Linked DNA regions of Homo sapiens: region 2 is linked to region 1. A link is an interaction called in ENCODE POLR2A ChIA-PET data of the cell type or tissue named here. Cell type or tissue: MCF 10A. All regions are shown on one strand. Links, peaks and the distances in the headings refer to the core of each region. The heading gives the core; the rest is flanking DNA.

The links. Peaks named below come from ENCODE experiments on the same cell type or tissue, not always from the same donor. Only the 100,000 strongest peaks of a DNase experiment are listed, where the experiment ranks them.
Region 2: POLR2A ChIA-PET joins it to region 1 with 6 read pairs; 2 of 35 experiments call an interaction of 5 or more read pairs at or near these places.

What each region holds. Positions count from the first base shown.
Region 1 is chr10:116,442,566-116,446,974 of GRCh38, reverse strand. PNLIPRP3 (pancreatic lipase related protein 3) reads right to left here. Exons shown (of 12, transcript NM_001011709.3): 3 at 3,801-3,920; 4 at 2,462-2,593. Among named protein-coding and RNA genes, the nearest start is that of PNLIPRP3, 17 kb to the right of the region's middle. In MCF 10A, for the core only: a CTCF peak has its summit at 2,254 (motif pointing left); no DNase peak of the experiment used is centred there.
Region 2 is chr10:116,351,263-116,355,671 of GRCh38, reverse strand. The region is part of intron 5 of CCDC172 (coiled-coil domain containing 172); the gene reads right to left. Among named protein-coding and RNA genes, the nearest start is that of CCDC172, 29 kb to the right of the region's middle. In MCF 10A, for the core only: no CTCF peak of the experiment used is centred there; a DNase peak (open chromatin) is centred at 1,671.

The DNA.
Region 1 (4,409 bases), core at 236-4,235:
CTATCAGTGCTCCAAGACATGTGAGATTGAAGTGATTACCCTAAGCAGCCCCCAGAAAAGCTGAAACATTGGATATGACGTCCCACTTTTTCTGTCCACAAGGTGAAGCGGGAAGCTAGGAGTTTCCTTCAGATCATATGGTGCTGGGTCAGAGGTAGAAGTTAAGACAAGAAGGTATCTCAAATTTTCCTCTGGCCTTCGTTGTAGCTGGTTTTATATTTACCCAGGATGTAAGAGCCTCTCAACTAGTTTCTTAATTTCTCACAAAGAAAATTTGTCTGTTACTGTTGAATCAGTGTGCTTGTCAGAGAAAGAAGGATCCAGGTCTCCCTATTCCTATTATCTTAATAATGTCACTCCTGAGCAAGCATTTTTAGTTTCACCTAAGTTTCAGGCTCTCATAATTATCATGAAAATCAAGCAATTGATTTATACTTGCATACATTTTTCATTTGATCAAATATTCCATTTTTTTCCACCAGTTATGACAGTTTTATAAGTCACAGAACAAAGAATATTTTCTCTCTCATTTACATATGTGAATAACTGCCAATGAATGCTACATGGTCATTAGAACATCCCTTCCTCTACTGTTGCCACTATTTTTTTTTTTTTTTTTTTTTTTTTTTGAGACGCAGCGTCGCACTCTGGCCCAAGCTGGAGTGCAGCGGCGCCATCTCGGCTTACTGCAAGCTCCGCCTCCCGGGTTCACACCATTCTCCTGCCTCAGCCTCCCGAGTAGCTGGGACTACAGGTGCCCGCCAACACACCCAGCTAATTTTTTGTATTTTTAGTAAAGACGGGGTTTCATTTTGTTCGCCAGGATGGTCTCGATCTCCTGACCTTGTGATCTACCCGCCTTGGCCTCCCAAAGTGCTGGGATTACAGGCATTAGCCACCACTCCCGGCCGACTGTTGCCGCTATTTTAAATGACTATTTTCTTTCCTATCTCCTTATATAGGTTGGTATTTGAGATCACTCTCAGCCCTTATCCCCTTCATTCTTCTCCTTCTTCCCCATCTTCCTACCCCATTCCCAAGCACCTGCTTGCCTCAGTACCAATCCAGGTGGTGAATTGTGGTGGGCTAGTAACTTGTGATGAGATGACAGAAAGAGAGGTGGAGAAGAGACTCAGCTGTTCCTTTAGCTGCTCCTTCTTTAAGCTTGAATCCTGAATTATCCCCAGAGGCCCTGGAGCCCACTCACCCTAAACCCTTTTCCCACTTCAAGGCTGCCTATTCAATTCAATGAACATTTTAATTCAACAAACATTTTTCCCTTCAGTTCTGCAAACATCTCCTGTCAGCTTCCTATGAACCACTATTATTTATTTATTGGACATAGGAAAGCCCACAGCTCAGGCCCTAAGGTCAATAAAGAAACTCACAAAAGCTTACAGCTGGCTTTTTTTTTTTATAAAGAGAAGATGAAGATGAATCTGATTTCATCCTTTCAAAGACTTTCTCTAAAGATCTTGTACCTTAGTCTTCCCTGATAGAGTGGAAAGAGAAGATAGAGAAGTGTCGGGGCATAAATGAGTCTTTGGATCCCTAATTCCTTCTTCAGGATGTTTACTGACAGTGGTCAATGTTCAAATATCACCTAACCTGGTTGCTCATACAATTTGTTTCTGCTTCTGCCATTCTCCATTCTACTGCCTTGCATTTTCTTCACCCAGTACTTGTCACCAACTGACATTTTCTTGTTCATTTGTTTCTGTGTGTGCCTCCATTGCCTACTAGAGTGTACATTTTGTCAGAGCAGAAACACTGTCTTACTTACAAGTCATATCTTCCATGCCTAGCCCACAGTAAGTGCAGAGTGAAATATATATTTGTTGAATGAATGAATGAACCCTCCTTAAAAATCTGAAAGGATTATGCATCTTTAGATTTTACTACACTGCATTTTAGGGTGGGAAATTACTTTTTAGAAAGCATTTGGAGATTCGTGAATGTCGCAGAGTATAGGCCTAATAAATAGCAAGGTCTATTTAATTCCTTTAGAGAATATGTGTGTTAAATAGTTGTGTCTGGACTGGCCTACAGACCTAACTAATTCACAGGCACAGAACCCTGTTTTTGTGTGAAAATACATGTCATATTCTAAACAAATAATATTTGAAGGATGGTAACAATTTATAATTCTAAGGATAGATTTACAATTGATGAAACTGATTGAGGTGGTCTAACATGCTGACCAAGGCAGTGACCTTGCGGGGGCAGTTTTTAGTGATGAGCCTGTGTAGACACACTGCCACCTAGTGGTGCTTCAAATAACCACAGACTCTTTACTGCGAAGAAACTTTTCCTTTTTTGTCTGCCATATACAAATGCTTATTATTTCACATGTTCAGTACCTGTCTAAGCTAATAAAAAAAGACATTAAATTGTCCCAACTTCTGAGTGTTAATATCCAAAACCAATTCAATATAATTAAAAAAAAATCAACTCTTCTTACCATGAGAACATCAATAAAATAAGCCACCTCAGCACCAACAACACGGAGATTGTTTACAGCATGGATGTATTCCCGTGAACCGTTGATCCAATCTAAATTAATGCAATTTATATCTTCCAGCTGTAGCAACACCTGGCACAAAGATTTATATAAATATTAAATAAATAAGTGTTCAAGGAAACCGACGTGTCTCAACACTTGATTCCATAATAAGAAATTATACTAGTAGGTTGATATGGTTAGACTTTGTGTCCCCGACCAAATCTTATCTTGATTTGTAATCCCCATAATCCCCATAATCTGCACGTCTCAAAGGAGAGACCAGGTCGAGGTAATTGATTCATGGGGGTGGTTTCCCCCGTGCCGTTTTCGTGATAGTGAGTTCTTATGAGATCTGATGGTTTTATAAGGGATTCTTCCCCCTTCACTTGGCACTTCTCCTTCCTGCTGCCTAGTGAAGCGGTGCCTTCCGCCGTGATTGTAAGTTTCCTGAGGCCTCCCCAGCTATGCTGAACTGTGAGTCAATTAAACCTCTTTCCTTTATAAATTACCCAGTCTAGGGCAGTTCTTTATAGCAGTATGAAAATGGAGTAATACTTAGGTGTTAATAGAGAACCTACCACAGGCTAAGCTCTGTCCTAACCCATATATATACGTATGTCCTAACCCATATATATATATATATATATATATATATATATATATATATATGCACACACACATACATACACACACACACACACACACATACACACACACACACACACATTAGTAATTAGCACCTATGCATTAGTACCTATCTCACGGAGTGAGAATTAAATTTATATATATGTGTTTATATATATGTGTTATATATATAAACACATATGTGTTATATATATGTGTTATATATATAAAACACATATATATAAATTTAATTCTCACTCCGTGAGATAGGTACTAATGTTATCTTCACTATATGGCCTTATAAATATTTAACTGCTTATGATGTTAGCAGTCTATTAATCTTAAGTATAGGAGAGAAAGATTAATTTCATGGAGTTAACTTGGAAATTGTTTTTCTTAAATTAAATGAGAAATTGATCATACCATTTAATCTCCTGTCAAGAGAAGAATTTATTCAAGAGTGATTATACAAATTTGCTTCCCTTGTAATCTGTGCAATTTATAATAAAAATAAATGGGAAATGGATAACTAATTTGAGGCCCCAGAACACGGATAATTGTGGATAACTGAATGGAAGATTTCCATGAATATACATCAATACCTTGCAAAGTACATTCATGTTAAACATAAAGCTCGCATGCTAGTGTAAAAAGGAGCTTATTCATGTCATACATTGCACATGTCTCTCTGCCATTTGCCATCTGTTTTCCATCCAGCTATGTTGATACGGGTGATCTTGTCTGTTCCAAAATATGAGGCTTGGATAGTTGAAGAATTAACCGCACTGATCTCCTGTTTCAAGCAGAAAGAGATTAAGGAAAAATAATAATTAAAAATTATTTAATAGTTAGTAGACCTATTCTAAAGCTGCTCGAAAGCCTTTCACTAAATTTGATCTTTAGCAACCTTCTTTAATATATTTTTACTAAATAGTTATGGCTACATATTATAAAAGTACCAAAAATTATTATTATTATTATTTAGAGACAGTGTCTCACTGTGTTGCCCAGGCTGAAGTGCAATGACTCCATCATAACGCACTGCAGTTGCAAACTCCTGGGCTCAAGCCATCTGGCCGCCTCAGCCTCCTGAATAGTTGGATTACAGACCCATGACACCACACATGGCTAATTTTAAACAATTTTTTTAGAGACAGGGTCTCACTATGTTGCCTAGGGTGATCTTGAACTCCTGGCCTCAAGTGATCTTCCTACCTCAGCCTCCCAAGTTGCTGGGATTATAGGCACGAGCCACCACATCTAGCTCAAAAAGTTAATGCAT
Region 2 (4,409 bases), core at 109-4,108, 91 kb after region 1:
ATTTTGTAGCATGTTTCAGTGTTTCATTTATTTGATGCCTGAATATAATTCCACTGTATATATATGCCCATATTTTGTTTTTGGATTCCTCACGTGATTGACATTTGGGTTGTTTCCACTTTTTTGCTACTACGAATAATGCTATGAACATTCATGTACAGCCATGTGTTGTTTGACAACAGGGATATGTTCTGAGAAAAAAGTCCTTATGTGATTATGTTGTTGTGAGAACATCATCAAGTGTACTCACACTCACTAAGATGGGGTAGCCTACTACACACATAGGCTATACTGTATAGCCTATTGCTCATAGGTTACAAACCTATACAGCATGTTACTGTACTGAACACTGTAGGCACACCGTAATAAGCATTTGTGTATCTAAATATATCTAAACCTAGAAAAGGTACAGCAAAAATACAGTATAAAAGATAAAAAATGGTATACCTGTGTAAGATACTTACCATGAATGGAGCTTGTAGTACTGGAAGTTGCTTTGAGTGAGTCAATGAGTGGTGAGTGAATGCATAGGCCCACGACATTACCGTACACTGCTCTAGACATTATCAACACTACGCTTAGGCTACACTACTTTAAAAATATTTTTCTTTCTTTGATAATAAATTAACTTTCACTTTCTTTAACTTTTTAAGTTAACTTTTTAAAAACATTTTGACTTGTAATAACACTTAGCTTAAAACAAATATACAGTACAGTTGTAAAATATATTATGTTTTACTTCTTAAACTTTTTTTGTAAAAAACGAAGACACAAATACACACAATTAGCCTAGGCCTACACAAGGGTGGGATCATCAATACCACTATCTTTGACCTCCATAACATCTTGTCCTGGAAGACAAGCCCCTACTGGAAGGCCCTCAGGGGCAATAACATGGATGGAGCTGTCATCTTCTTTTATTTATTACTATTATTATTTTTTGAGACAGAGTCTCGCTCTGTCACCCAGGCTGGAGTGCAGTGGCATGATCTCAGCTCACTGCAACCTCCGCCTCCGCCTCCTGGGTTAAAGCAATTATACTGCCTCAGCCTCCCAAGTAGCTGGGACTACAGGTGCATGCCACCATGCCCGGCTAATTTTTTGTATTTTAGTAGAGACGGGGTTTCACCATGTTGCCCAGGCTGGTCTCAAACTCCTGAGCTCAGGCAATCTGCCTGCCTCAGCCTCCCAAAGTGCTGGGATTACAGTCGTGAGCCACCATGCCTGGCCTGGAGCTGTCATCTTCTATGATAACAATGCCTTCTAGAATAATTCTTACAGGACCTGCCTGAGGCTGTTTTACAGTTAACTTTTTTTACAGTTAACTTTTTTTAATAAGTAGGAGGAATATACTCTAAATAATAATTATAAAAAGTATAATAATACATAAACCAGTGACATAGTCATTTATTATCTTTAGCAAGTATTATGTACTGTACATAATTTTATGTGCTATACTTTTATATGACTGGCAGCACAATAGGTTTGTTTACACTGCGATCACAAAAACATGTAATATGTTGTGCCACAACGTCACTAGGCAATAGGAATATTTTCAGCTCCATTATAATCTTATTGCACCACTGTCATACATGGTCTTTCATAGACTGAAATGCTGTTATGTGGTGCACGACTGTACAAGGTCTTGTGTGGACATGTTTGTAATTCTCTTAAATACCTGGAAGTGGAATCATTGAATCATATGGTAACTCTAGGTTTAATGCTTTGAGAAACGGCCAAACTGCTTCCAAAGCAGTTGCATCATTTTACATTTCTCCAATTTCTCCATATTCTTGCCAACACTATTGCTGTCCACCTTTATTATAGCCACACTAGTGGTATCTCATTGTGGTCTTGATTTGCCTTTCCCTGATAACTAATAATGTAAGCAACTTTTCATGTTGCTTAAAAAAATACATCGTACATTTGTATAAAAATATTTTTTTTCTTTTTAAACTATTTACACTCAAACACATATAATTAGGCTAGGCCTACACAAGGTCAGGATCATCAATACCACTGTCTTTCTCCTCCACATCTTGTCCTGGAAGACAAGCCCCTACTGGAAGTGGCTTTGTATAGCTTTTTTGGGAAACGTCTATTTAATTCCTTTGTCCATTTTTAAATTGGGTTATCTTTTTATTAAGTTGTAAGAGTTTTTAATATATTCTGAATACAAGTCCCTTATATATGATTTGCAAATATTTTCTCCCATTTTGTGGTCGTCTTTTCACTTCCTTGATAGTATCCTTTGAAACACAAGAGTTTTTAACTTTGATGAAGTCCAATTTATCTATACTTTATTGCTTGTGCATATCTAAAATAAACCATTCCCTAATCCAAGCTCATGAAGAGTTACACCCGTATTTTCTTATAAGAGTTTTTCATTTTTAGCTCTTACATTTAGCTGTCTGATCCATTTTGAGTTAATTTTTGTGTATGGTATGAGGTGGATGTACACATTTATTCTTTTTTTTTTGAGATGGAGTCTCGCTCTGTCGCCCAGGAAGGAGTGCAGTGGCGCGATCTCGGCTCACTGCAAGCTCCACCTCCAGGTTTCATGCCATTCTCCTGCCTCAGACTCCTGAGTAGCTGGGACTACAGGCGCCCACCACCATGCCCGGCTAATTTTTTGTATTTTGAGTAGAGACGGGGTTTCACCATGTTAGCCAGGATGGTCTTGATCTCCTGACCTCGTGATCCACCCGCCTTGGCCTCCCAAAGTACTGGGATTACAGGCATGAGCCACTGTGCCCGGCCTTGTTTATTAGCTCTAATAGTTTTCCTGTAGATTCCTTAGGTTTTCTATATACGAGATCATGTTATCTTTGAATAGAGATAGCTTTACCTCTTCCTTTCCAATATGGATGCTTTTTCTTTTTCTCTTTTTTTTTTTCCTAATTGCTCTGCCTAAAACCCCCACTATAATGTTGATTAGAAGTTGTAAGAGTAAATATCCTTGTCTTGTTCCTGATCTTAGAGGGGAATATTCATTCCATTATCATTAAGAATGACATTAGCTGTGGGTTTTTCTATAGATGCCCTCTATCAGATTGAGGAAAGTCCCTTCTATCCCTAGTTTATTGAGTGGTTTTATCATGAAAGTTGTTGAATTTTGTCAAATATTTCTTCTGTGTCTTTGGTTATTTTTATATCCTCCATTTAGTTCCTCATTATGCTCATGTCCTTGAGTATACTTAGAATATTCTAAAAGCTTTAATTATTTTTCCTTCTAATTGCATCATCTATATCATTTCTAGGTATGTTACTATTGACCAAATTTCCTCCTTGCTCTGAGTTGTAATTTGCTGCTTCTTTACATGTCTAGTAATTTTTGACTGTATACCAAACATTGTGTTTACTATTTTGTTAAATGAGTTTTGCTGTCTTCCCATAAAGGATGTTGATGTTTGTTTTAGTAGGCAGGTAAGCTACTTATGGGTCATGTGCAAATCTTGTTTATAAGAATTTTTTAGGGTAGGTCTAGAAGAATATTTAATTTAATTTAATCCTTCTATTAAGGCAGAACTCTTCTGTTTAATGAAATATTTCTATTGTGACAAGATGGAACATGAATGTCTTCCATTCCCATATGAGCTCTTAGAATTGTCCACCTTATTGCTCCCCAGTAGTTTTTCTTTACTCAGCCCAGTGGGGTTTCCTGTCTGTATACACAGGTTCAAGTACATCCAAAGACTCAAGAGGATCTCCATCCAGATTTCCAGAGCTTTTTCTCTGTGTGGATCTGTCCTCTCAAGTACATTGTCCTGAAAATTCTAGCTAACTTGGCCTCCCTAAATTCCAATCTTTGTTTCCTCAACTCAGACCATTTTGCATTGCTTAAGTTCCTCCTCCCAGTGCTACTATCCAAAAACTATATCCAGTGAGAAGGCTTGGGCAATTAGGGCTTACCTCATTTGTTTCCCTTCTCTCAGGGATCGTGGTCCTGTACTCTCTTGTCCTCAATATCTAAAAGTAGTTTCTCATATAATTTTCTCCAGTCTTTTAGTTGTGATAGAAGGGAAAATTCCATAAAATTATTCCTCATGACGATACGTAAAAGTTCTCCACATAATATTTAAATTATCCTTTTACTTGTCTCTCTTCCACATTAGATCACAAGCTCCTTGAAAACAGGAACTATGCCTCATTCATCTTTAAATCCCAATTTCTGAACAGTGCCTGGTGTAGTATATACAGTAGATGCTCAAGAAAGCATGTTGAACAAAACTAAAATAAATCATATAATTGACTTTAAATATTTTTGATTATTCACAATGTTTCTGTCCACTAGTGTAGGTAACTGAAAGTGGACAATTCAATGAAAAGAAAATACGTTCATGTTTATCCTTCTGCTCCCTTAATAAACAAAAGTTTAAAATATAAATATAACTACATATTAATATTCA